2 separate regions of the Homo sapiens genome follow, and region 2 is linked to region 1. A link is a loop called in an ENCODE intact Hi-C map of the cell type or tissue named here. Cell type or tissue: adrenal gland. All regions are shown on one strand. Each heading gives the region's core, and the rest is flanking DNA. Links, peaks and the distances in the headings are about the cores only.

Evidence for each region. A loop is a pair of places that touch in the nucleus more often than their neighbours do. Peaks named below come from ENCODE experiments on the same cell type or tissue, not always from the same donor. Only the 100,000 strongest peaks of a DNase experiment are listed, where the experiment ranks them.
Region 2: it touches region 1 in a loop (2.7-fold over the local background); 76 of 110 quality-filtered maps call a loop at or near these places.

Annotation. Positions count from the first base shown.
Region 1 is chr22:38,844,047-38,859,867 of GRCh38, reverse strand. No RefSeq gene overlaps it. Among named protein-coding and RNA genes, the nearest start is that of NPTXR, 7.9 kb to the right of the region's middle. RefSeq lists an enhancer at 1-296. In adrenal gland, for the core only: no CTCF peak of the experiment used is centred there; DNase peaks (open chromatin) are centred at 6,502 and 6,789.
Region 2 is chr22:38,761,761-38,777,581 of GRCh38, reverse strand. No RefSeq gene overlaps it. Among named protein-coding and RNA genes, the nearest start is that of SUN2, 14 kb to the right of the region's middle. In adrenal gland, for the core only: no CTCF peak of the experiment used is centred there; no DNase peak of the experiment used is centred there.

The sequences.
Region 1 (15,821 bases), core at 4,145-8,144:
ACCCCAAATTATTAGCGCACCTACTATCGGCCAAGCCCTGGTGAGCACGTCACTGGCCCTAGCCCATGTCCCTAACCCGTGCCCAGCGAGCCCATGAGTTATGAGCAGATGTCATGGGGAAGAGGAGGCCAGAGAGGCGAAGTCATTAACTTGTTCATTTGTCCAAGGGGGCACAATTGGAGCAGGGGAGTCGGCATTCACCCCAGCCCCATCTGTTTGCCCCTGAACCCCAAGCTCTTGGGAATGAGGACATGGGGCAGCCCATGTGAGGCAAGTGCAGGCCGAAATTAGTCACCGTGTTCCTGATCACAAGTCCTGCCATTGCTAAGCAGGTAAGTCTCCTTATTAGTTGAGGGTTAATGAGTGAGGAGGCTGTGGCAACTTCTCGAGGAACTGAACAGTTTGTGAAGAGGACTGGGCAATACCAAGCAATTGCCCGAGAGCGAGCTGACTCGGCTTAGAGAGGGGGGTGCCTGCCTGGCCCCCACCCCTTCCTTGTCCTATTCCTGGGCCTCCTCCCAGGGTTAAGGGTCAGCGGTGGGATGAAGCTCAGGGGTGGGGCAAGCCAAGGAGTAGGGGGATGGGATGGGATGTGGATGACTATTTTTGCAAAATTACCTGGTTACGTTTGTTTGTTTGTGACAGAGTCTTGCTCTGTAGTCCAGGCTGGAGTGCAGGGGTGCAACCTTGGCTCACTGAAACCTCCGCCTCCTGGGTCTGGGTTCAAGCAATTCTCCTGCCTCAGTCTCCCGAGGAGCTGGGATTACAGACACATGCCACCACGCCCAGCTAATTTTTGTATTTTTAGTAGAGACGGGGTTTCACCATGTTGGCCAGGCTGGTCTTGAACTCCTGACCTCGTGATCCACCTGCCTTAGCCTCCCAAAGTGCTGGGATTACAGGCATGAACTACCATGCCCAGCCCTTGGTTGCTTTTTAAAAGCTAAAAGTTGAAATTTTTTGGTCCATGTCAAGCCATGCCTGGAGTGAATAGGGAGGTGACAGAGGCCACATCAAATTGCCCAGCCCCCCCCCAAGCCAGCTAACAGGTCTGCGAGCTGATTCTGTGCCCTCTTTGTTCAGGCTGCTGGCTTCTGGGAGGACAGACTTCAAAAAGGCCTGGTGGCCTGCAGAGGCCGAGCACAAGGACACCTGATCCACAGCGGTGGGGTCACAAAGGAAGCAGCAGGGGGAGGCCCCGTCCTGGCCTCCAGACATCCACACGCGCTGAGCATCAGCCAGGGAAGCTGTGAGCTCAGGAGGGAGTCCCAGGAGGGACAGAGGCCACTCCAGGGCGAGACTCGAAATGACCCTGGCGAGGATAATGAGGCCTGAGGCAGTGGGGACAACAGAAAGTGGCCAGAGTGGATGGGATGTTTGGAATATTTAGAATTTGGTGAGGGACTGCCTTTGAGAGCTTGTATAAAAGCCTTTTCGAAGAAGCACCTGGGTATGTGGTATAGGCAGAGGAGTGAGTGAGTGCATTCTTCTCAGGTGGAGAACCTGGTGGAGGACACAGCTTCCAGGGACACATTGGGAGTAAATCAGCCATAGGGTCCTGGAGGGATTTTCATCTATGGATTTGAGGCTCAGAGCGAGCTCCTGCCCACCCAGGCACTGCTGGACAAATCTGCTGAAGGGTCTTTGTCCCTTAGTGCACCTCATCTCTGAGATGACTGGTCACCAGCCATCCTGGAAGCACCACCACGGACATAGGTGCTTAGCTCTGGAAGCCACTGGAAATTCCAGGGGTTAATGTCCAGCCCCTTGCCGCCCGCCTCTACCCCATCAATCTCATACCTTTTATCTCCATGAGCAGCCCCCATGAGGTGAGGCTGGGGAATGATTAACCCCATTGGATAGGTGCAAGGCGAGGCCTGAGAGTTGTAGGGTGGGGATGCTCTGCAAAATCACTCAGAGGCAGAGAGAATGGAACCCAGGTCTGAGGCATGAAAAGATAGAACCTTCTGTCCTGCTAACCTTCTGTCTATACTTAAAGACTGGGTAAAACATAAACATTCTTTCAAATACCCAACTGAGTTTCCGAGATTAAAAAAAAAAAAAAAATCCCCAGGGACCAAAAACAAAGAGAAAAGCCAAAAATCACAGTGACAAGCAGGTGTTTATTCTTTGGCTGTCCTACAGGGTGGGCCTATGGGTGGCAAAGGGAGGCAGGAGATGGGCGTGGGAGGTGGTGGCTTTTGCTAATGTTGGTAACCAAAGGAGCTTGGATTTTATACCTGTGGAGGGAGGGATAGGAGACAAGGCCTGGGACCCTTGCCAGCAGAAATTTGGAACCAGAATAAAACTGGACCCATATCCTCAATGAAAAAAGCAAATGGTGGGGAAAAATCACCCTTTCACAAAGGGAAAAGACAAAAAAGTTGTAGTCTCATTTCTGGCTCGGCTGGAAAAAATTTGAAAAGAATGATCTCTTGAGAAATTTTAACTCTAGACCTTCACTAACACACATTTGAGGTTTGAATTTGTATTACCCATATGGTCCCAGGACTCCCAAGTATAGAAATTAATATAAGAAAAAAACCTGGGGCGAGTTACACCACAGACATGTGGCTACTAGTAGCAAATGCAAGCCTCTGTGGATAGCCCTACCCACAGTAAAGGCCACACAGGATTCTCACAGATAAAACCATTGTAAATGTGAGCTCACTATCCAAAATTACAAAAACACGCAAGCCACAAAGACAAATAGCAAAACAACCAACAGTACATACAGAATCCTGCACCCAACACGTTATTTTCAAACATGCATTGAAGATGTCCTAAAACTGCCAGGCACAATGGCTCATGCCTGTAATCCCAGCACTTCGGGAGGCCAAGGTGGGCAGATCACCTGAGGTCAGGAGTTCGAGACCAGCCTGGCCAACATGATGAAACCCCATCTCTACTAAAAATACAAAAATTAGCCAGGCATGGTGGCACATGCCTGTAATCCCAGCTACTCGGGAGGATGAGGCAGGAGAATCACTTGAACTCGGGAGGCAGAGGTTGCAGTGAGCCGAGATCGCGCCACTGTACTCCAGCCTGGAAGACAGAGTGAGGCTTCGTCTCAGGGAAAAAAAAAGAAAAAAAAGTTTTCCTAAAATTGTCATGTATATCATATAGCAGGAGATAAAGCAAGTCTCAATAAATTTCAAGAAATTGGCATCTCAGATCATGTGTAATTAATTAAAAATCAATAGCAAATAGTGATAAAAACAGTGTTGTACTGGCATAAAGTTGGCCGTATAGACCAAAGGAATAGAAAGGAGATCCCACCATAAACCTTCACATGTATGGTCAGATGATTTTTGACAAGGGTGCCAAAACCATTCAATGGTGAAAGGACAGTCTTTTCAGTGCTGGGAAAACTGGATATCCACATACACAAGAAGGAAGTTGTATCCTTACCTAATGCCATATACAAAACTTAAAATGAATCAAAGACTGAAATGTAAGACTTTAAAAAACTTTGAGAAGAAAATATAGGGCAAAAGCTTCATGACACTGGATTTGGCAAAGATTTCTTGGATATGACTCCAAAGGCACAGGCAACTAAGAAAAAAATAGATAAGTTGGACTTCATGAAAATTTAAAAATTTTTGTGCATTAAGAGACTATTAACAGAGTAAAAAGTCAACCCACAGTATGGGAGAAAACATTTGCCAGTCATGTATTTGATAAGGGACTGATACCGGAACACATAGAGAACTGCTAAAACACAGCAACAACAAAAACCAAAACCTGATTCAAAATAGGCAAAGAACTTGAATAGACAGCTCTCCAAATAGGATATACAAAGAGTCAAAGGTCACATGAAAAGATACTCAACATCACTAACCATTAGGGAAATGTACATCAAAACTACAATGAGATGCCAACTCATACCTATTAAGATGGCTACTATTTAAAAAAATAAATGTTGGCAAGAATGTGGAGAACTTGGAACCCTTGTGCACTGTTGGTAGGAATATAAAATAGAATAGCTGCTGCAGTATGGCGGTTCCTCAAAAAATTAAAAATGCCATGTGATCCAGCAATTCCACTCCTGGATATATACTCAAAAGCATTGAATGCAGAGTCTGGAGAAGATATTTGTATACCCATGTTCATAGAAGCGTTACTCACAATAGCTAAATGTGGAAGCAACTCAAGTGTCCATCAATGGAAGAATGGAGAAGCAAAAGATGACATACACATACAAGAAAGGCAATACACATACACAAAAAGAAAGGCATTCTGACATATGCTCCAACATGAACAAACCTTGAGGCTATGATGCCAAGTCAAGTAAGCCAGTCATAAGAAAGACATATACTGTATGATTCCACTTACATGAGATATTTAGAGTAGCCAAAATCATACAGAGACAGTAGAATGGTGGTTGTCAGGAGCTTAGGAGGAGGAAGGATGTGGAGTTAGTGTTTAATGGGTATGAAGTTTCAGTTTTATTTATTTATTTTTAAATTTATTATTATTATTATTATTACTTTTTTTTTTTTTTTTTGAGACGGTGTCTCGCTCTGTCGCCCAGGCTGGAGTGCCGTGGCACAGTCTCGGCTCACTGCAAGCTCCGCCTCCCAGGTTCATGCCATTCTCCTGCCTCAGCCTCCCTAGTAGCTGAGACTACAGGCACCCACCACCATGCCCAGCTAATTATTTTGTATTTTTAGTAGAGATAGGGTTCTACCGTATTAGCCAGGATGGTCTTGATCTCCTGACCTCGTGATCCGCCCGCCTCGGCCTCCCAAAGTGCTGGAATTATAGGCATGAGCCACCGTGCCCGGCCAATTTACTTATTTATTTATTTTTGAGACGGGCGGAATCTCACTCTGTCGCCCAGGCTTGAGTACAATGGTGTGATCTCGGCTCACTGCAACCTCTGCCTCCCAGGTTCAAACGATTCTCCTGCCTCAGCCTCCTGAGTAGCTGGGATTACAGGCATGCGCCACCACGCCTGGCTAATTTTTGTATTTTTAGTAGAGACGGGGTTTCACCATGTTGGCCAGGCTGGTCTTGAACTCCTGACCTCGTGATCCACCCGCCTTGGCCTCCCAAAGTGCTAGGATTACAGGCGTGAGCCACCGTGCCCGGCCTGAAATTTCAGTTTTACAAGACAAAAAGACTTCTGGGATGGATGGTGGTGATGGTTACACAACAATGTGAATGTATGTAATGCCACTCCACTGTACACTTAAGAATGGGTAACACAGCCGTAAAAAGGAATGACATCATGTCCTTTGCAGGGACATGGATGAAGCTGGAAGCCAGCATCCTCAGCAAACTAACACAGGAACAGAAAGCCAAACACTGTATGTTCTTACTTATAAGTGGGAGTTGAACAATGAGAACACATGGACACAGGGACAGGAACAACACACACCAGGGCCCGTCAAGGGGTGGAGGGGAGGGAGGCATCAGGACACATAGCTAATGCATGCGGGGCTTAAAACCTAGATGAGGGGTTGATAGATACAGCAACCCACCATGGCACATGTATACCTATATAACAAGCCTGCACATTCTGTACATGTATCCCAGAACTTAAAATAAAATTTAAAAAAAAAATAGTTAAGATGGAGCTGAGGGCAGTAGCTCATGCCTGTAATCCCAGCACTTGGGGAGGTTGAGGGGTGGATCACTTGAGGCTCGGAGTCTGAGACCACCCTAGGCGACATGGCGAAACCCCATCTCTACAAAAAATAGAAAAATCAGCTAGGCATGGTGGTGTGTGCCTGTAGTCCCAGCTACTCAGGAGGCTGAGGTGGGAGGATCACTTGACCCTGGGAGGTCAAGTCTGCAATGAGTCATGATCGTAACACTGCACTCCAGCCTCGGTGACAGAGCAAGACCCTGCCTCTAAAAAATAAAAAGAGTGGTTAAGATGGTAAATTTTGTTATTGTAACATATTTTACTATGATTAAAAATTTGAAAAACAAAACAAAATCAATAGCAGTTAAGATGGTAAATTTTGTTATTGTAACATATTTTACTATGATTAAAAATTTGAAAAACAAAACAAAATCAATAGCAAAAAGATAACTAAAACCCAAAACTTCATCTATCCGGACAGTAACCCAGAGCTCTCTTTCCCCTGCATCTTGCTCCCTCCCCAACCTTCTGAAATCTTTAGGACAATGAGATTCAAAGATGAATGTGAACATTCCTAATAGCGAGCAGACACGCAGGGGGCGCACAGCCAATCTGACTTAAAGCTGGATGGGAACAGGTCCCCCTCTGATCCCTCTAGAAGGGATGTGGCCTTCATTAGAGCAAATTGGTACCAAAGTCTTTTCTGTCTTTTCCAAAGGATGAGTGAGCTCAGAGCTTGACAAAGACATGAGCCTCCATTTAAATGACGGCCGCCAGCAATCAGCCTTTATGAACACAAGGGCCTGGGAAACATCGGTGCGGAGCCAGGGTGGGCTGATGGAAACAGAACAAAGCCGGGTGGCAGGGGTCCTCAGTCCTGTGAAATAAGGACAAGCCCCCCACCAGCTTATCCTGCCTATCACGCCTCAGGGCCTGAAACTGCAGCGCCAGCAACAGGCTCTTTCAGAGAAGATCTGGATATCCCTAGGAGTTCTCGGTAAAGGCTCAGATACTCCCAGCCGTGAGCAAGGAAACAGGACACACTTTGGAAAAGGCAAATGTGGACCCTGTCCCCCAAGGGGACTCATTAAAACGATCGTCACTCGCTAGCTCCCTTGGCAGTCCCTGCTGGCACACACGGCTTGGTCTCTGTGCAGTGGTGCCCTTGTAGAAGGCTTCTGCTCTTATCATCTCTGGTTCCCTCTGGGGGGCTCATCTGCCTGCCTGCCTGCCTTTCAAACTCAGGCACCATAAAGAGACCCTTGTCCATGAGACAGGCGGCCTGGTTTGCAGCCTCTCGGTCACTTCTCCAGGCCTCAGTGCTCCTCAGCTGGGAAGGAGACTAGGACCCCCTACTTGGCAGGCTTATTTGGATTAAAGGAGATGGTGAGTAAGAAGAAACACCTTCTAGATCTCTGTGTCCAGATATGACCACAATTCTGACTTCCAGTCTGGCATCCCAGCTATCTGCTCACCAATTCTTGATGTCCTCCTCCCATGTAACAGCTTGAGGTGAGTAGGAAAACAGTGGCTTGAGTCCCAGCTCTTCCAGCTGTGTGACCTCAGCCTGGTCAATCACCCTCTCTGGTCTCTGTATCATCTCCTATAAAATGGGGGAGGGGGCTCCCTCTAATTATCCTTCCCAACTCAGAATTACTCTAAGGATAGCTAACACGTACAGAGTGGACTTTACACTAACCAATTCATTAAATACCCACAACCCAGATGTCCTTGTCTGTTTTCTGTTGCTTATAACAGAATATCTGATACTGCGTAATTTGTAAAGGAAAGGAACTTATTTCTTACAGTTATGGAGGCTAAGAAGCTCAAGGTCAAGGAGGCTGTGTCTGGTGAGGGCCTTCTTGCTGGTGGGGACTCTACAGAGTCCCGAGGTGGCACAGGGCATCACAGGGTGAGGGGGCTGAGAGTGCTACCTCATGTCTCCCTCCTACTTCTTATAAAACCACAGCCCCATTCCCATGATAACCCATTAATCCGTTAATCTATGAATGGATTAACCCATTCATGAAAGCGGAGCCCTCATGACCCAATCATCTCTTAAGAGCCCCGTTTCTCAATGCCCCCACACTGGGGATTAAACTTCAACATGAGTGTTGGATGGGACAAATATTCTAACCGTAGCACCAGAGAGCACAGTACCCACAACATACAGATAAGGGAACTGAGGTTCAGAAATGTGATTACTTGCTTAGAAATTCTGGAGTGGTAGAGCCAGGATTTGACCCCATGCGATCATCCTTAACCACCACGCCAACACCGTTCTGTGCATGGCACCGTGGTTAAGGGCACAGTCACTGGAGCTGGACAGCCTGGCTGTACAGGGCCCTGGGAATATGTGCGTATCTGTTCTGTGCCTTAGTTTCCCCATCTATGAAATGGGAAAGGATCGTAATACCCCCTTCCTCCTGGAATTGCAGGGAGCTCTGCTGAGCGCTACACGAGCCAGGCTCTGAGCTGCACACTCGCATTTCACTCTTGCATAAATCCTCCCGTGGTGCAGCCAAGGAAGCCGGAGAGAGTGGCTGAGTCATTTGCTCCAGGTGACTCTATTAGTAAGTTGTGCAGCTGGGATTAAAATCCAACTCCTTGACTTCAAAGTCCATATTTCAATTACTCCACTCCACCTTGATGCAATGCCCTCAAACTCCACGTTTAAAACCAATCTCCCGACTGCAAAGTGCACCCCCCAACAGGCTGCCTGACTCATCTGCTTCCCTGATGGGGCCTGAACCCCAGGCCTTGTGTTTGACTCATTCCTTTCCAGCCAGCCATCAGCGTTTGTGACTAACTGACCCCTTAGTGGAAATGTCACTCGGATCCGTTCCTTCCTCTCCAGCCCTGCTGCCCCCCTGCAGCCCAGACCCCCAAAGCTGAGGACAATGGAGACCAAGTACCCATGCCAAAGTGTAGTGTTGCAAAGGAGCTGAGAAAAAAAAAAATGCTCCTGGTCCCTCACCCCTTCAAGGCTGAGTAGCTAGGGAGCCTCGTGTGTGGTGGGAGGCTGGAGAGGGAGGTGTCTTCTTAAGTGGCTGTGGCTAGTGCTGGTGGCAGGCAAACCTCAGAGAAGAGAAAGAACCAAGCCTGGACCCAGCCCAAGGTGGGCCTGCGGGCTGGCAAGCTCGACGGGCAGGAGCAGGGAGGGGCCCAGCTGGCAGCGCTGCCCACCCCACCCTGGCTTCATGTGTAGTCCCTTCTTCCAACCTGTGGAATCTCTCCACCTGCCCCCCACTTCTAGGGCTCACCTTGGGTACTTGAGCTAGATCAGGAGACAGATGGTATTTGAGGAGGAGCTACCAGGCACCCTTGATTCCTCGCTGGACACACACGAATGGCCACCCAGGTGAGATCTCAGGTGCCCCTACCTCACCATAGGCAGGTTAGGTTTATGCATACCCATTTTACAGATGAGGAAAGGAAGTTTCCCCGAGCCCTAGGACTCAGCTTCCCTGTCTCCAAGTGCAGTGGCTGTAGAACCCTGGGAGCCACCTGAAAATGCCTTTCCTAGAGGAGCTGCAGAGGTGGCCACCATTCCTTAGGGTCCATTGGGCAGGAGGAATCAAATGTACCCTGGACATGCCCTGGGTGCCAGTGACCCACATATGAAGAACATAAGGTTTGAGGCCTTGAGGAGTCCACAGCCTCATTGGGGAAACACAAGTTACAGACAGTGCAACAGAAACTGGTGCTGGGACCACTGGTGAGCCAAGGAGGGGGCCATGGTGGCAGTTTTGAGACACACTCCAGAGGTGGAGGGGGAGAGTACGGGGAGGAGGGGGCTTCCCAGGACGGACTTGGCTGCCTCCTCACCCAGCAGGGGCCAGTCCACACACCCTTTGAAGGGCAGTGTCAGAATGTGAGCTGGGGAACCTGAGTCTGACAACTTCGGGTTCAAATGCCAGTGGTACCCCCACAGACCAGGGGCTTCAGGACAAATGACCGAATGTCTCTGAGCTTTGATTTTCTCATCTGTGACATGGAAAGATTATACTGTAGAGTTCCAGGGCTGCCAAGGTGAGAGCCCAGTACAGTAAGAAGTGGCAGGAGGAATAGGCCAGCAAACAGGGGCTGCAGGAGGCCCTTGAGACAGTGAGGGCACCCCCACCCCGCCCCTACAGCATCCTTGGCCGGCCACTCCTTCTGGTCTTTCTTTACTGGGCCTGGACTCAGGCACGCACTTTCCAGCCAACTCCAAGGGCCCCCCACAAGGTGGACACACGTTTCCTCCTTGGTTCTCGGCCCCTCCTGAGCCTGTGCGGGAACAGATGTCCTTGCTTCCTGCCCAAATCTGCAAGCTGGGTTGGCTCCTTTTGCTGCTTCCAGGGAGGCAGAAACTCTGGATGGAAATCTCTGGGCTTCCCCTGAGAGGAAAGCTCTCTTTTCCCTGGCTTCTGCCCTCCTCTCTGGTCTGGGCTCCCAATCCCAGTATCCACTGCTGATGTGTGAACACTTCTGGGCCCCAGTTGAGCCCTGCACCCCACTTGGAAGCCCTCAGACTGGCGTGTGTTGATTGAATACACGTATGATCCTTCATCTGAATGATTCCCCAACTCCGCTCAGAACGGGGGCGGGACGGGAATCAAGAAAGGGCACAGCAACTAGGGAGTAAGCACTGTAGGCAGCCGGGGAATCAAAGGCAAAGGCGTCAAGAAGGGAAGGAACATTTATTGAGCACCTAGTATATGCTAGGAATAAATAAGGAAGGCATAGCAAGTACCGAGCCTTGCCCTGATAACACACAGTAGCATGGTAGGAAATGGTCCCTGTCTTGAGTCCCTGGGAGAGATTTTACACACATCTCACCTGCCCTCATTTCCTTCCCATTACAATCCTATACATAGGTACCACTGGCTCCACCTTACAGGTGAGGAGACTGAGGCAGCTCAGGTCTTGAGACCGGACCTAGATGGAGACTTCAGGATGGACACAGACACTCTCTTTGTCCCCAATCTCTTTACCAACCCCCCTGGGGAAAAGAACTCTTTGTTCACAAGCACACCCCAAAAGGTACCACACGTTTTCTCAATAAATGTTTTTTGAGGCCGGGCGCGGTGGCTCACATCTGTAATCCCACCCATCTGCCCAAACTCCTTCACTGGGAGTTTGAGCACCCACGAGTGCCAGCCCTGGAGTCACAGAGAGGAGGGTGCTGCAGCTGGTCCCTGCCCTCGAGGAGCTCACAGTGTGCAGGCAGCAGGGAAAGAGGGAGATGCTAGAGGAGAGGGAAGGATGGAGGTCGAGGGAAGAGAAAGACGTGTGTGTTTCATTGCTATGTGATACATACCAGCACTGAGACAGTGTGGTGGGAGAATGGGTTTGAAGATAGCCAGGGTGACCAACTGTCCGTGTTTGCCCAGGACTGAGAGGTTTCCCAGGATGCTAGCATTTCAGTGCTGACACTGGGAAAATTCCAGGCCAGATGGGATGAGTTCGTCACCCTAAGCCTGTGTTCAAATCCTGGCTCTGCCATGTGCCTGGTGAAACCGCCAGTTACCTAATTAGCATCCAATCACCCATCTTTTAGAAATGACTTTATTACAGTCTAAAGGCCTTCCCTGTGCAATTCCTCTTTCTCCCTCCTCCCCCCTTTTAAAAGTGTATCTCAGTTCAAAAAACTTTTATTTTTATTTTTGTATTGAGACGGCATCTCACTCTGTCACCCAGGCTGGAGTACAGTGGCACAATCACAACTTACTGCAGCCCCGACCCCTTGGACTAGAGATCCTCTTGCCTCGGTCTTTCAAGTAGCTGGGACTACCGGTGCGTGCCACCACACCCAGGTAATTTTTGTATTTTTTGCAGAGACGGGGTTTCACCATGTTGCCTGGGCTGGTCTTGAACTCCTGGGCTCAAGACATTCTCCTGCCTTCGCCTCCCAAAGTGCTGGGATTACAGGTGTGAGCCACCATGCCTGGCCTCAAAAAACATTATTGAGAAAATACCACGGGCTTTCCTAGGCTCCGGGGAATGAAAGAATGTTCTTTCCCCTTTTATCAGCAGAGACAATGACTGGGAGAATGATTAGATGGACAGGGGAAGAATCCATGATGCCTCTTGCAGCCTGAGGCCAACTGCAGTAGCGGACACTGGTGTTCTTCCCACTAACCTCCCCCTTCCAGGTGTCCCTAAGGAAGAGAGGCCACGGGCACCTTGGAGGGACTACTCCTGACCGTGTATGGAGAACTGGACCTTGGTGTAAGGAATGGACCATGGCAGCCAGGGAGGGGCCCCCTTAGCTCTCCATTCAACAACAACTTTGCCACTCAGCAGCAGGTGAGGCAGTTAGCAGACGCTCTCCAACTTCATGATCCACCTCAGCTTCTGAGCTGAAGCCTTGCTCTTCTGGGGCAACTTCCAGCCAATGACTCAGGGTGAAAAGGGCACCATAGAGACAGGCCATTTGTGCCTGATGCAAAAACTCCCTCGTGGGCAGTCTCGGCCCCAGAGCTCCCTGTCGGGGTGGCCAACACTTTGTTAGATCAGCACCGAAGTCAGAGGTTCTCCCTGCCCGATTCTGTTTCTGGCCCTCTTATCTTTCACAGGACATCACCCCCAATAAAGCACTTGCACTTCCAACCCCATCTCAGTGTCCGCTTCCTGGAGGACCCAACTGACAAACACTACCTGTAAAACAGATTCATCCACGTCTCTCCACCACCACCAATTCCAAGTCACCATTACTTGGAGAAGCACCTGGAGGGAGGCATAGCCCTCCAATTGTAACCCCCCTACTTCCTCTTGTTTTGTTTGTTTGTTTTTGTTTTTGAGACAGGGTCTCTGTCGCCCAGACTGCAGTGCAGTGGCGTGATCTCGGCTCACCGCAACCTCCGCCTCCCAGGCTCAAGTGATTCTCTTGCCCAGCCTCCCGAATAGCTGGGATTACAGGCGCGCACCACTACCACCTGGCTAATTTTTGTATTTTTAGTAGAGACGGGGTTTCACCATGTTGGCCAGGCTGGCCTAGAACTCCTGACCTCAAACGATCCACCCGCCTTGGCCTCCCAAAGTGCTGGGATTACAGGCATGAGTCACCGCTCCCGGCCCTCTGTTATCTCTTTGTAACCCAGTCTCCAGACAACTGCCAGAGTGGTCTTTTAAAAACACAGTCCAGGTGATATCACTTCCGTGCTTCAGCCCTCCAGTTGGGCTTCGAGTCAGACCCACTCCCTTCCCGGAGCCTGTAAATCTCTACACGGCCCCCACCTTCCTGTCCAGCTTCCTCCCTCCCCTACATCTCACTCTGCCTCTAGCCCCACTCTGTTCCTTCTGTTCCTGAAATATATTACGCTCCTTTCTGCCCCAGGGCCTTTGCACTAGCGGTTCCCTCTGCCTAGAACACACCATCTTTCCCCAGACTTCTGCATGGCTGGTTTCCCAGGTCATTTAGGTCTGAGCTCCAATGCAGGCCTTTTCTGACCACCTTATAAATACTGCCCACCTCCCAATTCCCCCTTCCTACTTCCTGTAACTTTCTATAACATCACTTGAAGATTTTTCTTTGTCATTCTCATCATTATTGGAAATTAACTTGTTTACTTAGTTATTCATTTGTTTACTGCCTGCCTCCCCACTGGAATATAAACTGCGTGAGCTTGTCTTGTTCCCAGCTCTCTCCAATGCTTGGCACTATGCCTGGCACAATGTAGGTCTCAAAACATATTTTCTAAAATGAATTCCTATATTTGTTATATATGGCAGAATTCCCTTGGCCTAAGAATGGAATGAAAGTGAAGAAATTTAAAAAAAAAAAAACTAGGAGTCATGACAATTCAGAGGGAAAATATAGGAACTATTCCAGTTTTAGGGAAGTTCCCCTGAGAATACTTCTCTGCCCATCCCTTGAGGAATCCTGTGTTAGGATTAAGGGGGGTCTCTCCCAGGACCCAGGAGAGACGAGTTTTGGGACTTCTCTGTCCTCTCCTCCTTCCTCTGCCTCCAGCAGTGGCATTAGGAACTAGTTCAGCAAACATTCACCGAGAAGCTTCCCTGGGCAGGCTTCATGCTGAATGCTGGGGATAGAGATGGGCCAAGGAAGAAGGGAGAGGCTGGGCGCCATGGCTCACGCCTGTAATCCCAGCACTTTGGGAGGCCGAGGCAGGTGGATCACCTGAGGTCAGGAGTTCAAGACCAGCCTGGCCAACATATTGAAACTCCATCTCTACTAAAAATACAAAAATTAGCTGGGCGTGGTGGCGTGCACCTGTAGTCCCAGCTACTTGGGAGACTGAGGCAGGAGAATTGCTTGAACCCGCAAGGCAGAGGTTCCAGTGAGCCGAGATCACGCCACCGCACTGCAGCCTGGGTGACAGAGCAAGACTCTGTCTCAAAAATAAAATAAAATAAAAAATAAAGTCATTCTAGGAGATCAACAGACCAGTTTAAACACAATTTGACTCCAGCCTCTGGACCCATTTATCCAAACTGTCCCCAAAGTCTCAGGGGGCAGCTCAGGTAAAGGTGGCACCATTTGGTGCCCAAGTCACAGTGGCTCTGCTGCTCTTGGCAGCAGCCCTCTCTCTTGGCATCTCCTGTCCTTCCCTGGACTTCCTATGACAGTTTCTCCTGGGGATGCTATCTCCGTGTTTCTGTCTTCACGGCACACGTGTAGATGTACCAGGAGTCCCGATGTCTCATGCATCCCCAGGACTTTAGCAGGGCCTACCGCTGGCCTTTGCCTTCCAAGAGCCCAGCCCATCTCTCTGTCCATGAGATGCTTCCTCCAAGCCCAGCTGCCTGCCCTGGGTTTTGAGGTTACGACTTCAGTGAGCACCAGCACACATCCACGCACACACAGCACTCAGGTTCCTGGCATACAGCGCTTGTGTTTGCTTCTCTCCTCTTTCACAACTCAGGTATGGATGAAAATCCCTGGCTCCTAGAGATGGGTGAACAGGGTGGACATCATCCTAACATGTGTGGAGAGAGGGAGGTGGAGCACGTGTGCCTGGGAACACTGGACAAAATCCCCGTGGCTGGAGAGCGTCCCCCAGGGTTGTGGCTTCCTGGGAAACATTCCGGTCTCTCCCCACCACCAGCGCTATGTGAAGTACACTCGAAACCACAGTGGTAGCCGTGGTGGTCCAGAGATCCTGGTTTGCGCTTTCCCTTCAAGTCAAAAATGCAGGCTTGGAAGGGAGACAGAGCTGGGAATAACCACAGCCCTCCCAAGGCCCTTCCAGCCCTGGGAATCCGTATTGGTCAGGAAAGACCTCATGGAAAATTGGAGCTGGGGATAAAGTGTGGAGGATAGTAGGATTGTTTTTAAGTTTTTAATTGCAAAGTTAATTTTCAACAAAATATATATAGACATTTTTGACAGAAGAAAGTAAAACGCTCCTCTGCCACCCCCACAGCACAGCCCACTCCCATTCCTGCTGTTCCTTCTGGGCCTGGTCCACATGCCCACCAGGCACGTGGCACCGCTTGCCAACGAAGGCAGACTGCAGTGGGGGTGGGGGGTTTCTCTGGACCTGTGAGGCTCTAAGCCCCCAAGGATTCAGAGGAGAGAATTTCCATCATCCTCTGAGATCACAGGAAGATTCTGTAATGAGGGTGGCGGGGAGTGAACTCTGCTCCTTCAGAAGGTTGGAGGTGGGGGTGACGGGCAGGTGGCCACAGTATAAACAGAAGTTAGGTCAAAATCCGAGCCTCCCCCCAACCCCCAACACTGGCCTCTTCTCCACCTCTAACCGCTCCCACTCCAGCCCCATCCACAGTCTGGTCCGGTGAAACGTGCCTAAGCTCGCAGGCGGCTCCAACGCAGCCACCCGGTGACCTTGGACAGAGGCCTGACCTCAGGTGTCTCAGTTTCCTCATTTCTATTGTGAGCCTGTCCACGGCAAGGCTCAATTGCGACCGAGCTTGTGGCGCGCCCAGTGCACAGCCCCACCCGGAAGAAAGCTCCCTCCCGGGTGGATGTGAACATAACCGGCTTGGGGAGGGGGCCCGAGCACGGGAGGGCTGGGATGGGGGTCACCCAGGAGCCCCGCCGCGCGGCCCTCGGGTCGCCGGCCCCTGCGCTGTGACCGCGGCGAGATAAGGTCCCAGGCGCTGCCCTCGCTCCTCGCCGCATCCCCGGCGGCGCCCCCAGCCGGGCGCCCGGCACTGAACGGGTGCGGGGCTGGGCCGGGGCCAGGGCCGGCCCGGGGAAGCGAGTGGGGCGGGGCCGCCGCGCCCGCTCCCCCTCCCCGCCGCCTGCCGTCTTCTCCTC
Region 2 (15,821 bases), core at 2,678-6,677, 81 kb after region 1:
GCAGCCAAGGGGAAGGTTGCTGCCGTGTGCGCACCCGGTCCAAGAGCAGTGGGACAGACAAGAACGAGAAGGCGCAGTCGTTGCCTCAAGGCTGACCATCTGGTTGGGTGGCTTTCCAGCTGGTCCTGGCCCTCTGGGACTTGGCGGATGGGGCAGCTTCTTGGCCTCAGACCTGCCCTGGCCAGAACCCTGTGCCACTCGGGTGTTGCGGAGGGATTGGCAGAAGGGAGTGAACGGAGAGGCGGGGGCCGGCGCTGGAGGTGGGGAGCAGGCGCCGAGGCCTAGAATAGCTGCGCTGATTACCGCCCGCTCTGCATCTGTTCTCTCCTTTCATCTGCTGCACGTGGGCGCCAAAAAGCGAGGCTGGCTCAGCCGGCAACCAGGGTGGTGGGGGTGGCAGGAGCGTGGGTGCTGAGGCCCGCAGAGCTGGTTCGGGTCTGGCCCTGCTCCTCCTAACTTCTCTGTCTTCAGTGGCTCTGTCTGTAGAATGGGGATACACCGCACCCACCTCACGAGGTTGACGGGAGGCCTGGGACCGCAACTGGAACAGGTGACACCCCCGAGGTGTGCACCGCATTATCGCTGTGCCCCTCCTCTTGCCACCTGTGGACGGGGTGCTGACACCAGCTCCTCGGGGTGGGTGGAGATTCAGTGAGATGAGGCTTGTGCAGTGTCTGGCCCTCACAGTCACACCGTACGGTGGCACCACAGGTGGCGAGCAAACCTTCTACCCTAGTCACTCCTGTCACTGCAGCAGAACCCTCCTCACTTGCCTTCCCAGAAATGGGTCATTCACAGTCTCCCCTTCCTGCTCCCAGACAATGGTGTGGTCACCGTTGGGCCAGGTCAGGTGACGGAACCATGGCAGGTGTGTTTCCCAGGGGTTTCCTTGGCCCCGGTGGCTTTACTTCCACTCCCCAAGACCCATGCCAGACGTGGACACCTGGCCTTCCAGGGCCCTTGCTGCCCGTAACATTCAATAAGCATTTGATGATGGGCTGAAAGGAGAGGTCCGTGACCACGGAGAAGGCACCGTCCTTGCCACCCAGCATACAGGCTACTGAGGGCCAGACCCAGGAACAGAAAAGCAAGACAGGTTCATTTGCCAGAAGAGAGAAGACGGGGTTCAGGGAATCTGGAGTTCAGAGAAGAGAGTGACTCTCACTAGGGGGCTGGGGAGGACTTCACAGAGGAGGTGGCATTGAACTGGGCCTTGGCATTTTCCCAGGAAGGGGTGAGATGGGGGTGGGGAGGGGGAAGTCACCATTGTTTGAGGGACCAGCCGCCCGTGCAGAGTGGGGGCTCCAGGAAGCTCACAATGGGTTCAGGGAAGCCGGGCAGTGGCCGTGGATGGGAGAGGATATGGGGGTGGGGAGAGAGGACGGGCTGAAGGTGAAAGGGTTTGCTGGGGCTCAGGAGGAAGGAGGCTTCCCCCACTTGGCAGGCACTGGGCTTACCCTGATGTGTAACTCTCAGCAGACCTCCAAATTAGGGGTTGCTGTTGCTATTTACAAATGGAGAAACTCAGGTTTGGAGGATGGAGTGTCTGACCCAGGGTCCAGCTAGGGAGCAGCTGTAGCCGGGACTTGAACCTGGGCTGCCTGCCTGGATAGTCCCTGCTCTTCCACACACGCTGCATTCTCAGACCTTCCGTCCACTTCCCTCCTGCCCCGTCCCCCACAGACAGCTGGGCTCCCCGCGGCCTGGCCACGCCTTGGGCCGTCCATCTCCTAGCTGCTTCCCTCACCATCGCCAGGCCTCCCCTGCACCCTCCACGGCAGTTGCAGCATTTATAGTGGAGGCAGTGACCACAGGCCTGCCACCAACCCCGCCTCTTCGCTGCCATCTGCAGTATGGGGAGGAGGGCCTCCCCCCACTAACACCCCAGTCCGCTCTGCTGGGCCCAGCCAGAGTCAGTGTGGGGCAAAAATCGGAAACCTTGTCTGGACATGTCTAAAGGGAGTCACAGGCCCCAACCCCAGGGCCTGTCCCTCTGCCTGGGAGAGCAGTGAGTGCCCCGCCAGATCAGAGAGAGTGAACCATAGGTCCCCTTGCTGGGACTCCAGAACCACAGGCCTCCCAAGAGTGGGGAGCAAGAGGTGCCGAGGCAGTCAGTGTGAGAAGGTGGAGGGTGAGGGCTTGGTCACGAGGCCTTGTGTCGCCTGTGGAAGGGAGCGTGCTGCCGCGGGGACAGCCAGCTTTGAAGCTCTCTGCGGGGCCTTTGGAGAAATCTGGTGAATATTTCATGTTGCCTTGGAAGAGGTGCAGAGAAACTCCAGCATCTTGTTTAACCTACTTCCTGCTTCTCCAGAGGACAGACCCTACAGGTAGGCAAGGGGGTGTGCCCTTGGGCTATGGGGGCCCCCCTCAAACCAGTGTCCCCCACCCACGCCCCACAGCAGGAGTGAGAACTGTGCAGCAGAGGCTCAGCTCCTTAAGCGCAGAAGCAGGCAGCATCTGATTGTGTCCAGGTTTGGGAGGGGGTTGTCAGAGTGCAGCCACAAAAGCCACCACCCTGTCCTAATTTCCTTTCGTTCTCCTCATCTCATATTTAAAACAACCACCTCCCACTGCCAGCTGCTATCTCCAATCCTTAGAAAGGCCGTGGGGGTGGAAGGAGAGCACGCCTAGAAGGCAGAAGACTCGAATCATTTTGAATAATATTCCCAAACTATTAGATTCCTCAGACGTGCTAGGCACAGCACCAAGCATTTCACCAACCCCATCTTCCCTAATGTGTACGTCCATTCTGTGAGGAGATGCCCTCAGTGTCCCCCTCATGCAGATGAGAAGACCCACAACCTAAGTGGCAGAGCCAGGGTTCCCCGCAGGCCTGTGACAGTTCTGAACCCTCTCCAGGGTTGCCTGCCAGCTTGAACAAGCCACTTCGCTTCTCAGATCTCAGTTTCATCACCTGCAAGACAGGACTCGCAGCTCCGGCTATGCCTGCTTCCCAAAGTTACTGTAGGGCTCCCAGGAGACAGTGGCCCTGAATGTGAGTGTGCTTTAAAGTTGGAAGGGCTGATCAAAGATTTGGGTCAGGTGCTGTGGGGGGCCATCCCTTCCTTGGGCCTCCACTCTGGGTGCGAGGCTTGGGAGTCTGGAAGGCTGGGGTGTGCCAGGTAGGTAGGTTATCATCTCTAAGCCCCTGTAGGCACTGGGCCCCTGCAGAGCCAAAGCAGGAGAGGCAGGGCGGCCACACACACACATGCACCTGGTCCAGTGACCAAGGGCCCCAGGTGGCTGGGACCAGAACCCAGAAAGACAATCCCAATGGCAATTATGTGGGAGGACTTGGCTGTTGACCCAGCAGGGTCCACACTGCGTTTGTCCTTCCAGTCTCAAAATGGCCAATGAAGCAGCCTGGAAGTTTCCATGCGACTCCTCCCTCCCCTAACAGTAGGGAGATGGCGTCATAGAGAACATGTGACATGCCAGGATGGGAGCTGGCCTCAGGTCTCCACTGCACATCAGCAGCTCAGAGTGATACCAGCTCCTCCAGAACCCCTTCCCCGCTGCAACCCATGACACATAGGCACTTTGCGTCCCCACGGTGCCACATCTTCTGTCATGGTGTCTATACCTGCTATGCTTTATTTACTCGATGGCTGGGGCTGTCTTATCTCTCTGTGCATCCCCAATGCCTAGCCCAGGGCCTGATATAAATTGAAAATGCATTGTGACTAGCAAGTGAGTGAATGAAAATAGGAATGGATGAGTGGATGGATGCGTGGGTGGGTAGATGGGCGGATGGACAGATAGATGAATGGATGGGTGGATGGGTGGATGGATGGAATAGATTTCTCTAGGAGGTGCATCAGCAATGACTGGGTCGGGCTGATATGAATCGAAAATGCATTGTGACTAGCAAGTGAGTGAATGAAAGAACAGGTGGGTGGATGAATGGGTGGATGGATGGATGGGTGGATGGATGGATGGATGGATGGGTGGATGGATGGATGGGTCCATGGATGGATGGATGGATGGATGAATAGGTGGGTGGATAGGTGGATAGGTGGATGGGTGGATGGATAGGTGAGTGGGTGGATGAATAGATGGGTGAATGAATGGATGAATGGATGGGTGGGTGGGTGTGTGGGTGGGTGGATGGGTAGATGAGTGGATGGGTGGGTGGATAGGTGGATGAGTGGATGGATGGAAAAGACTTCTCCAGGGCCAGGCACAGTGGCTCATGCCTGTAATCCCAGCACTTCAGGAGGCTGAGGTCGGTGGATCACTTGAGGTCAGGAGTTCGAGACCAGCCTGACCAACACGGTGAAACTCTGTCTCTACTAAAAATATAAAAATTAGCCAGGCGTGGTGGCACGTGCCTGTAGTCCCAGCTACTCAGGTGGCTGAGGCAGGAGAATCGCTTGAAGCCAGGAGGTGGAGGTTGCAGAGAGCCAAGATCGCGCCACTGCGCTCCAGCCTGGGTGACAGAGCGAGACTCCTTCTTAAAAAAAAAAAAAAAAAACAAGGAAGAAAAAAGAAAAGACTTCTCCAGGAGGTGTATCAGCAAGGACTGGGTCAGGGGCTGAACTTTGTCCTCTGACTTCTGATGCCCTCGGCCAAATTTCCAGGCCCCTTATGAAAGGCCTCAGGTCCGTTTGGGACTCACAGTCACTCCACTTAGACCTGGATCCTAAGAAAAGATGAAAATCCAACACAAGTGGAACCCATGCGTGGAAGGGAAGGTGCTGTTCAAGGGCAGCACAGCGGGGAGAGAGCTTGGGCTTTGCAGTGAGACCTGAGTTCCAACGCCGGCCCCACCCCATGCCAGCCGTGTGGCCTTGAGTGACTCCCTTCGTCTCCTGAGCCCCATTCTCCTTGTGGGTAAAATGGGAAGAAGTCCTTGCTAGCTGAGCCCAGAGGGTCACTGGGAGGATGAGGTTCTGGGGAAGCAGCCGCAGAGGGGGTCATAACGCTTCTGTCATCAGCAGCGGCTGCCAGAGGGTGGTAAGCAGCAAGTAAGAGGCCAGTTTGGCTCTGGGTCTCATGTTAGGCCTGTGACTGTACAGGAAAGGGATCTGGATCCAGACCCCAAGAGGGAGTTCTTGGATCTCGTGCAAGAATGAATTCAGGGTGAGTCCATAGAGTAAAGTGAAAGCAAGTTTACTAGGAAAGTAAAGGAATAAAGCATGGCTACTCCATAGACAGAGCAGCCCTGAGGGCGGCTGGCTGCCCATTTCTATGGTTATTTCTTATGATATACCAAATGAGGGGTGGATTATTCATGCCTCCCCTTTATAGACCATATAGGGTAACTTCCTGACGTTGCCATGGCATTTGTAAACTGTCATGGCGCTGAGGGGAGTGTAGCAGTGAGGATGATCAGAGGTCACTCTTGTCACCATCTTGATTTTGGTGGGGTTTGGCCGGCTTCTTTACTGCAAACTGTTTTATCAGCAAGGTCTTTATGACCTGTATTTTGTGGCGACCTCCTATCTCATCCTGTGACTTAGAATGCCTTAACCACCTGAGAATGCAGCCCAGTAGGTCTCAGCCTCGTATTTTACCCAGCTCCTATTCAAGATGGAGTTGCTCTGGTTCACAAGCCTCTGACATGACAACAGCTTTCAGTCTCGCCTGCAACTGGGGACCAGCCTGCTGTCCTGGTGGTCTTTCCAGCCATCATTCAGCAAATATTCAGGGGCTCCTATGAGGTGCTGGGCCCTATGCAGAGGAAACACACACTCACTCTGGTTCCCAGGGTACACAGACTCTAAAGGGGCCTCCTGAAGGAACTGGCAGAGCCGAGGGGGCACCGGGCAGATGTTCCGGAGGGTGCTTCCAGCAGGAGCGCCCTGCAAAGCTTCTCTGGAGCTTTTCCTGTTTACCCTGGGGCAGGGCGGTGAGCAGAACCTCCCTGCTTTGACTGCTCTCCAGGCATTTGCCCCAGCTGAGGGGCTTCGTGTTACAGTACCCACTACGAGGCTCGGTATGGGCTTGTGTACCCAGCAGGTGCTCAATCATTGTTTATTAAGTAAATGCCCTTGTCATCCACTTATTGATTCACCAAACTTTTCAGCCCATTCTTTGTGCTGGCCTCTGCTGGGGCCAGTAACACAGAACAGTGTGACATGGTTGCCACACTTGAGAACCTTGCATTTAGGCAGACGCAGGAGACAACAGGAACAGCTCTGTATGCAGAGTGCCATTCTGGGTACTGAGAGTGCCCAGGACAGGGGCAGAGACCAGAGGAAGGACATTTGAACTGGATCTCTAGGAAGGAGCTGAAGGTCAATACAAGAGGATGGGATTGAGGAGGAGCCAGGAGTGTGTGCACAGTGCTGAAAACAAAGAAGCGTGACATTTTTAGAAAACAAGGCCATTGGCCGGGCGCGGTGGCTCACACCTGTAATCCCAGCACTTTGGGAGGCCGAGGCAGGCGGATCACCTGAGGTCCAGAATTCGAGACCAGCCTGGCCAACATGGAGAAACCCCGTCTCTACTAAAAATACAAAATTAGCCAGGTGTGGTGGCGCATGCCTGTCGTCCTAACTACTTGGGAGGATGAGGCAAGAGAATCACTTGAACCCAGGAGGCAGAGGTTGCAGTGAACCAAGATCGCGCCATTGTACTCCAGCCCGGGCAACAAGAGTGAAACTCCATCTCAAAAAAAAAGAAAGAAAAGAAAACAAGGCCATTTGGTGCAGCCAGGGCAAGGGGGCCACGTGGGTGAGGGGCTGTAAGAGATGCCTCTGGAGAGACAGGCAGGGGTCAGACCTGTGTGGGCTTCACTGGCTGAGGCAAGGCACGGAAATGGGTGGCTTGGAAGGAGGCAACAGCACCCACATGGCAGGTGCAGCTCCCTCCCGGAGGGTGGGCTGGGGGCAGGGAGCACGCGCCAGGATGGAGACAGGGTGCTGAACAGGGAAAGGCGACCCACCGGACATCAGAAATGCCACTGTGAAAGGAGGCCCTCAAGGATTCAGGGGGAGGGGCATCTCTGATGGGGCTAGCTGGTCCTTGCCCCAGCACAGGGACCCTGTGGAGCTGAAGAAGGCAGTAGCACGTTGGTGATGGGCTGGCGTCTTCAGAGGTTTGTCCAGGGTGGGCACACATCCTGTAATGAGTATTCTGGAGCCCAGCCCTGTCTTCTCCTCAATAAGGCTCCAGCAGGCCGGACCCCAGGAGAGTGCTGGGTACCCGGGCTGGAGCCAAGCCCCTCCGGCCCCCAGTGCAGTGAGAAGCAAGGGGGCTGCGTGAGGCCTGTACAGCTCAGACGCTCAGGGGCTCCAGGACAGGGTCTCAGCCGGTTTCTCTGTCCCGGGCTCCCTTCTTTTCCCTTCCTCTCCATCCATTTTGTTGAATGCTGTATTTGCCGCTGGACCCTGGAATGGCCAGATACGGCCCATCCCTGCCACCAGCAGCAGCTCTCTTCCCGCAGGGGCCTTGACTGCAGACTCGGCCAACATGACCACTGAGTTCCCAGGGGCCGGAAGTGCCAGGGAGCCCAGAGGAGTGGAGGCCTCGATGCCCAGGGCTGGCCGGGAGGGCTTCTCAGAGGAAGGGACATTTGAGTTGGGGCTGGAAGAGATTTCAGTGGGCCCCAGGGAGATGAGGAGCGGTCAGGGCACTGCAGCCAACGAGCTATGAGTGACGAGTGCATAGCGCTGAAGACGGGGCTGGGCGAGACACATGTGTTATTGGGCCCACAGTGGGGAGCCACGAAGGGCCTCCTGCAGGAGAGGGATGCCACAGGGCCAGGCCTGAGGAACACAGGCCCCTTCTTCCAGGTCTGAGGGCCGGTAACCTGCTCTGCCAGTAAGGGATGGAGCTGGGCCTCAAGCTATGCTATAGGCACGGAGAGCAGCAGCCTCCTAAGTCAGCTCCCACTTACTTCTTGCCTGATGATAACCAGAGGGACCATGCTGGTTAGCGTGGCCTAACCTCCCAGCCAACAGTTTATCCACTTCCCTGGACAAAACCCAATGCTTCAACCTGACCTGCGAGGCCCAGCATGGCCTGGTCCCACCACCTCTCAGCAGGGCCCAGCTCTAATCCTCAAGTCTGGGGACCCAGGATCAGTGAGGTCCAAACCAAGTTGGCAGAGCCACCAAGCCAGGCCCCACCCAGCTCCACTTCCACATCAACAGGGGTGACCAGCATGACCTGCAGGACCTCCAGTGAGGGAGGATACTGTGGCCTCGGGTCAGCCAATTCCCCCCTCAGCCCCCAGCCCACGCTCCCTGTCCCCAGCCCTGTCCTCTCTGACCTCATCTCCACCTTGCAGTCCAGAAGTCTTGGGTACCCAACTGAGGCTGACTGTGACATGCCCCAAACACAGGCAGGCCCTCTTCAAGCCCAGGAGGTGAGGGCCTGGGTCGGGGGACCCTCTGGCTCTGCCATGGGCTTGCTGTGTGTCTCTGGGGCCAGCCGCCCCCTCCCTGGGCCCATCTCTTGTCTATGCCCCAAGGGACCCCTTTACGGTGCACTGTTCAGCAGAACGTTGGGAATCCCTGCACCCCTGCCCCTCTGGATAATACAATCCTCCAATCCTGCCCTGGCCGCATCCTGCTATTTCTCCAAGATGAGCTCCTTCCTCCACCACGCAGTCTCGCTGCAGCCGGCGGCGCAGGGCGACCTCTCATGGCCACATGTGGGCATAACGTGGCTCATCAACGGGGCGCTGGGAGGACACTGGGAGGGCTGGCCAAGCCCTGGGAGGACTTGGGGGAGACACTGGGAGGACTGCAGTTGAGGGGGCCTGCTGGGAGGGTGCTGGGGGGCTCACCTCACCCTTCTCTGAGGCTCAGCCTCTTCACACTCATTGGGCCCAAGTGAGAAAAGGTGTGGTGGCTTCGAGTCAGGCCTGACTTCCTTCTGCTCTTCAGTCACAAATATTTATTAATTAATTATTTATTTATTTATTTATTTATTTATTTATTTATTTTCTTGAGACAAAGTCTTGCTCTGTCACCCAGGCCAGGGTGCAGTGGCGTGATCAGCTCATTGCAACCTCCCCCTCCCAGGTTCAAGCGATTCTCCTGCCTCAGCCTCCCTAGTAGCTGGGATTACAGGCACCTGCCACCATACCCGACTAATTTTTGCATTTTTAATACTAATGGGGTTTCACCATGTTGACCAGGCTGGTCTCAAACTTCTGACCTCAGGTGATCCACCCACCTCAGCCTCCCAAAGTGCTGGGATTACCGGCATTAGCCATCGCATCCAGCCAGTCCAAGGCTTCTTGACTAGGGCAGCTGAGGTGGAGGCTCCCCCACCTTCTCGCCACTGCGCCCAGCCACAAATATTTATTGAGCACCTGCTGCATGCCCTACCTGTGTAGGTCCTAGAGCAGCCACCTCAGAGCAGGCAGGTCCGCACCTCGCTGCACCTGCAGGCCTGCGGGCTTCAGCTCCTCCTCTTCCCACTCCGAGCTCACCCCATGTTGCCGCTCAGTATTGCCGGTCTCACAGGGCCCCTGAGGGCAGAGGGGAAGGTGCTCAGGTCCTGTCCAGGGAGACACCTGGGACCTGGTGGTCCCATTGGCAATCATCACCCACCTCTTCCTCCCACTGCTCTTGCCTCCACACTCCGAGGCCCCTCCTTTCAGAAGGTTATTCCAAGAGCTCCCACCTGGGTGCCCAAATCTCATTGCCCCAGTGCTGCTGTCCATGCTGGGTGCCTCTCTGGGAGCTCGTGGGAGTGACTGGTTCATCCTCTTCCCCCAGGGGATAAGATAATGGAATTGGATGGGGAAGCTCTGGGGAACACTCCAACATTCCCTCCACAGCATCTTCGGATTCTTCACTTAGGTTTGCCTAAAGTGGGGCAGTTCTGAGCTCCCTGCAGGGGAAGGGGGCTCCCTACCCGCTGTAGGATGCACAGGCCCCAGCATCTGCGTTTAGGGAAAATGCAGGCAGGGCCAGCCCCTCTTGGCATCCTTTTTGTGGCTGGGAGTGTCACCTATAGAACAGAGTCCACCCCACCCTGCAAGCCTACAGTCACCCTGAAAAGGGACCCTGGCCTGCTCCGTACCGCCCCCTCCTCCTCAAAAAACAACCCCCTCCCAGGAGCGTCCCTCTAGAACCGCGTACAGCTGTGGGTGCACCTGAGGAGGCAGGGCGGGGAAACAGCGGCCAGGTGCGCTGCCAGGATCATACAGCTAATGTGGCCAAGCAGACAAGTAAGTCCAGAGCAGGCTCAAAGCCTCGTGTTCTTGAGGGATCCAGGCCCATTTCCCCCAACTGTAGAATGGCCTGCCTGTGGGCTGTTTGGGGAAGGAAGCCAGGGGAGGAAGGGAGGTGGGCATGTGCACAGCCCTGAGCCATGTTCTCACTGTGGCCTATCCACAGCCCCTCAAGGCAGACGTCACTACCCCACTTTTAGCAGGTAAAGGAGCGAAAGCCCCGGGAGGTGAAGCTGCGCCCATGGTCTGTCTGGAAGGTGTCCCTGGGGCTGTGGAAGGCGTGCCGCGGTGGCCCCTCCACCCAGGACCAGCAGTGGCCATCCCTGGCCTAGCATGAGTGCCCCTGCCCTCTGCCAGGGTATCCTGACGTCAGTGGGACTCCGGAGCAGAGGGCCAGGGAGGGAATGGGCCATGCAGCTAGCTATGTTTGGGAGTGTTCCAGGCAGGTGGATCACCTGAGGTCGGGAGTTCAAGACCAGCCTGACCAACATGGAGAAACCCCTCCTCTACTAAAAATACAAAATTAGCCAGGCGTGGTGGCACATGCCTGTCATCCCAGCTACTCAGGAGGCTAAGGCAGGAGAATGGCTTGAACCCGGGAGGCAGAGGTTTCGGTGAGCGAAGATCGCGCCATTGCACTCCAGCCTGGGCAACAAGAGCGAAACTCCATCTCAAAAAAAAAAAAAAAAGAAAAAAAAGAGGAGCGACCTGAAGCAGGACTAAAGAGACTATAAGGACATTACGTGATTATGTGAGTCCTGGTGTGACCCCACAAATCCCTCTTCTCTGCACCAGAGGACAGCCCTGCGGGGTCTCACTCACTGGGAACCCCATGCCTGGCACAAGATAATGAAAGCAGTCAATGGCCATGCCCTTCTCTTGGAGAACAGAGGCCCAGAGAGGAATATGGACTGAGCCAACATCCTTCCCTGAGTTCAGGGTGCACATGGGGCCATGTCTGCTGACAGCCCTTCGGCCTTTCCACGAGACCCGAGCCTATGAGACATCAATCCCCCTTCCCTGGGCCCAGCCTGGCCAACCACTGCCCCAAGACTGGGGTGGGCCCGGGTCCACCGGAGCTCCTCAGCCAAGCTATGCCCATGACTCTCCCAGCTGCCCCTAGGGGGAGACAGACTCGCCTGCTGTGCCTGGGTCGGAAGGATTCCCGCTGCTCATCCTCATCCTGGATACAGGTGGCAGGCGCCAAGCCAGGGTGAGTCACAGGGCAGCTGGCCAGGCCAGTTGTCTTTTTTTTGTTGTTGTTGTTTTTTCTGTGGCAGCAGAATCCCTTTTTTCAAATCAATTTGCCCAGGGAACCCCAGTGTGTCAACCAGAGCAGAACAGCTCTAGTCGAAGTAGGGGGAGTCGGCAGGGATCCTGTCCTCAGATCTTAGGGAACATTCTGGCAAACTGCTGTCTGGCCACCTCCTCATTCTACCTGTGGGCCAGTGAGGCTCAGAGAGGTTTGGGCTTTGAGTAGTTGGTCAGAATGGCTGGCAAGCAACCAGCCCACCTACCTGTAGCCTGTCCTAGAGCACTGGATGAGAGCAGGGGCTACTGACTCCCAGCTCATTGGGTGGCCCCTGAGCCCCACTGAGCCCCACTGGAGTCCCCTGTGGCCCCTTCCCCAGGTTGACAGAGCCTTTCCCAATCTGAGCACTTCCAGGGTGACAGTGGCTGCAAGGGCTACATGGTGAGCCCCCCACTGTTACCCCAAGTGGCCTGGGGGAGCCCCTTTCCTACCTTTTCTCCAGGAACCTTCAAGGTCCCAAGGCCTAGCAGAGCTCCTCAGGAGTCTGTGTGTGTGTGTGTTTCGATGTATCCAAGTGTGTCTGTGTGTCTCTAATGTATGTGTGTCTATGTCTTTGTGTATCTCTGTATGTGTCTGTGTGGGGTGTGTGTGCACCTGTGTCTGGAGGTGAACAGAAACCCCTCTTCGTCTCTCCTGAGCGCTGAGAGAGCAGGTGAGAGCCTCCCCTGGGGTGTTCTGTCCTCTGTCACCGTCCATGACCTGGTGATGTCTATGAACCACCACAAGTGAGGTTCCCAGGACTTTAGACACAGACTCAGAGTCTTAGGCCTGGGGAGGGCCCAGGGATACTCAGCCCCACCCCTTCTTGATGCTAAAATGTGCGGCACAGATTATTCATTGAGTCATACTATTTTATTTTATTTTATTTTATTTTATTTTATTTTATTTTATTTTATTTATTTATGTTTCAGACACAATCTTGCTCTGTCGCCCAGGCTGGAGTGCAGTGGCATGATCTCGGCTCACTGCAACCTGCACCTCCTGGGTTCAAGTGATTCTCATGCCTCAGCCTCCCGAGTAGCTGGATTACAGTCGCCCACCGCCACGCCCGGCTAATTTTTGTACTTTTAGTAGAGATGGGGTTTCACCATGTTGGCCAGGCTGGTCTCGAACTCCTGACCTCAAGTGATCTGCCCACCTTGACCTCCCAAAGTGGTGGGATTACAGGCATGAGCCACCACACGCAGCCAAGTCATAATATTTTAAATGATTTTTTAAAAATCATTTGAAATAAAAATAATTTCATTTAACCTTCGTAGTAACCCCACAAACACTCTTGTCCTCTGAGAGGTGGGTGGCTGATGAGGTCCTGTAACGCATAAGGGGCAGCTTCTGTGGACGAGGTTCCACTCCCACACCTGAGGCATGGCTGGTGGGGTCGGGGTGGCCATCCTGCTGCAGGGACAGTCCCCTTCTAGTTCTCACCAGGGCAGAGGGTCACTGAGGCTGAGGCCAGGGTGGCTTCAGTTAGAGATCCCTGTGGCCCCGATACCCAGCGTCCTTCCTGAGGGTTGGGACAGCATCGTCCACCCCAAGGACTAAAAAGCAGGGGGTGTTTCCGGCCGGGCACAGTGACTCACGCCTGTAATCCCAGCACTTTGGGAGGCTGAGGTGGGTGGATCACGAGCTCAGGCATTCAAGACCAGCCTGGCCAACATAGTGAAATCCCGTCTGTACTGAAAATACAAAAATAAAAATAAAAAATTAGCCAGGCGTGGTGGTGGGAGCCTGTAATCCCAGCTACCCCGGAGGCTGAGGCAGGAGAATCACTTGAACCTGGGAGGCGGAGGTTGCAGTGAGCCAAGATTGCGCCACTGCACTCCAGCCGGGATGACAGTGCGAGACTCCGTCTCAAAACAAAAAAAAAAGCTGGGGGTGTTTCCAACAGCCAAAGCCGGGATTGTTTTTCAGCTGCCTGGGGTTCTTTCCCCAGCTGCCCAGCCTGGCATCTTTTCCAGCACAAGAGTGTGGAAGGAGGAGTGTCCCCAACCCCTGTCCGGTGGAGTAGTGTTGCCATCGGACGTGGACCAAGCCAGGCCTCCTGCCCACTGTCGCCAGCTTGACCTTCAGGGTCACTCTGCTTCACAGACAGGAGGACTCCCCAAAGACTGCGTGAAAATCAGCCTTTGTTTATAACACGCTCGCGAGGCTAATAATGAAAAATGAGAGAAGGTGGGGGAGCCTCCACCTCAGCTGCCCTGGTCAAGAAGCCTTGGACTGGCTGGGCGCGATGGCTAATGCCTATAATCCCAGCACTTTGGGAGGCCGAGGCTGGTGGATCAACTAAGGTCAGGAGTTCGAGACCAGCCTGGCTGACATGGCGAAACCCTGTCTGTACTAAAAATACAAAAATTAGCTGGGTGTGGTGGCACATGCTTGTGATCCCAGCTATTCGGGAGGCTGAGGCAGGAGAATCGCTTGAACCCGTGAGGCGGAGGTTGCAGTGAGCCAAGATTGTACCACTGCACTCCAGCCTGGGCGACAAAGCGAGACTCTGTCTCAAAAAAAAAGAAAAAAGAATCTTTTCCCCTCAAGTCCAACAGAGCTTAAAGGTGAAAAAAAAAAAAAAAAAAGGCCAGACGCGGTGGCTCACGCCTGTAATCCCAACACTTTGGGAGGCCGAGGTGGGCAGATCACAAGGTCAGGAGATCGAGATCATCCTGGCTAACACAGTGAAACCCCGTCTCTACTCTCTACTAAAAATACAAAAAATACAAAAAAAAAAAATTAGCTGGGCGTGGTGGCAGACGCCTGTAGCCCCAGCTACTCGGGAGGCTGAGGCAGGAGAATGGTGTGAACCCAGGAGGCGGAGCTTGCAGTGAGCCGAGATTGGGCCACTGTACTCTAGCCTGGGAGACAGAGCGAGACTCCGTCTCGAAAAAAAAAAAAAAAAAAAGAAAAAAAATCTTCCCCCAGCGGACCCAGTGGAGTTACCAGGATGTAATCAATTCCTCCAGAACAAGTGGTGACAACACGGGACACCCAAAAGAGACTCAGTGCCCGGGGTTCAGCCCAGGGGCTGGTTCATGGGCACCCTCTGCCTGGCACGTACCGGAATTCCAGCCCCCCAGAAGGAAAGCCGGCGTGCATCGTGGACACACTGTGTGTAGAAACAGTTCTGGCACTGTGAGCTGGTCTTCTTAGGGAATGGTGGGAATCCTCCCAAAATCCAGCTTCCCAGATGCCAGCCCAGGGCCAGCCTTGCAAGCAGGCCTTTGTCTCCAGCCTGCTACATTCATTCTTTTCTACACAGTTAGCGGGGAAGGAGGGGAGGGGAGGCCATGAGGCAGAGGGGCAGATAGAGGCCGTGTCACGGGGGCCTCCAGGCCATGGACTTGGCCGTGGGGCTGATGAGCCATGCACGGATGATCGGCTGCAGGCAGGTGGCCGGGTCCAGCCCCTGCTTCAGGAACATCCGCCTGGCAGCTTTGTGGAGGCTGGAGCGGAGAGGAGGGGAGGGGGCAGCCAGGAAGCTGCAGAAACCATCCAGAGTCAAGTTCAGGGATTGAAGCTCACTGGAGAAGAGGACAGCGTAGCAAGAGGCCCCATGGGGGCAGAAGGCCCGTCTGTCTTGGAGGAGGAGGCGGGGCTGTGCCAAGGGGGTCCCAGGGGGAACGGTTTGAGCCTGTGGGAGGGAGAGGGGGGCACAGGATCCAAAAAGCATGTCCTGGGCAGGACTTGGGTGGGCATGGGGTGGGGGCAGGAACCTGGCGCTGAGGGAGCTGAGGAGGGGTGGGGGCTGGCCTGGGGAGAGGCCAGAAGGAGAAGATTAAGAAATTGCCTGAATTACAAATCACCGCAGCCACCTTGGCCCTAAGAGCCAAGCCGTTGAGAATCAAACAGAGGAGGATGGGGTCACCGAGAAAAGAACCTGGGCACAGAAAAGGAGGCGAAAACAGGGGAGCTCCGAGCACCCCAGACTCAAAGAAGAGAGGGAAGACCATGACCCAGGGGACCCTCAGAGCCCGTGTGGCCCAAGCTCGGGAAGCCAGTCCAGGGAACAGAGGAGAGGTCGCCAGAGCAGGCATCAGTTCACACACAGACACACACTTGCACACACATTCACACAAACATGCACACACATTTACACACATATTCACACACATACACATTCACACATTCACACAAACATGCACACACATTCACACACATAATTCTCACACATTCACACACGCACACTCACACATTCACAGTCACACACTCGCACACACACATTCACACACACTCCCCACACACACTCCCCACACACACTCACACTCATACACACACACTTGCACACAGTCACACAAACATGCACACATTCACACACATAATTCTCACACATTCACACAATTCTCACACATTCACACACACTCGCACACATACATGCACACA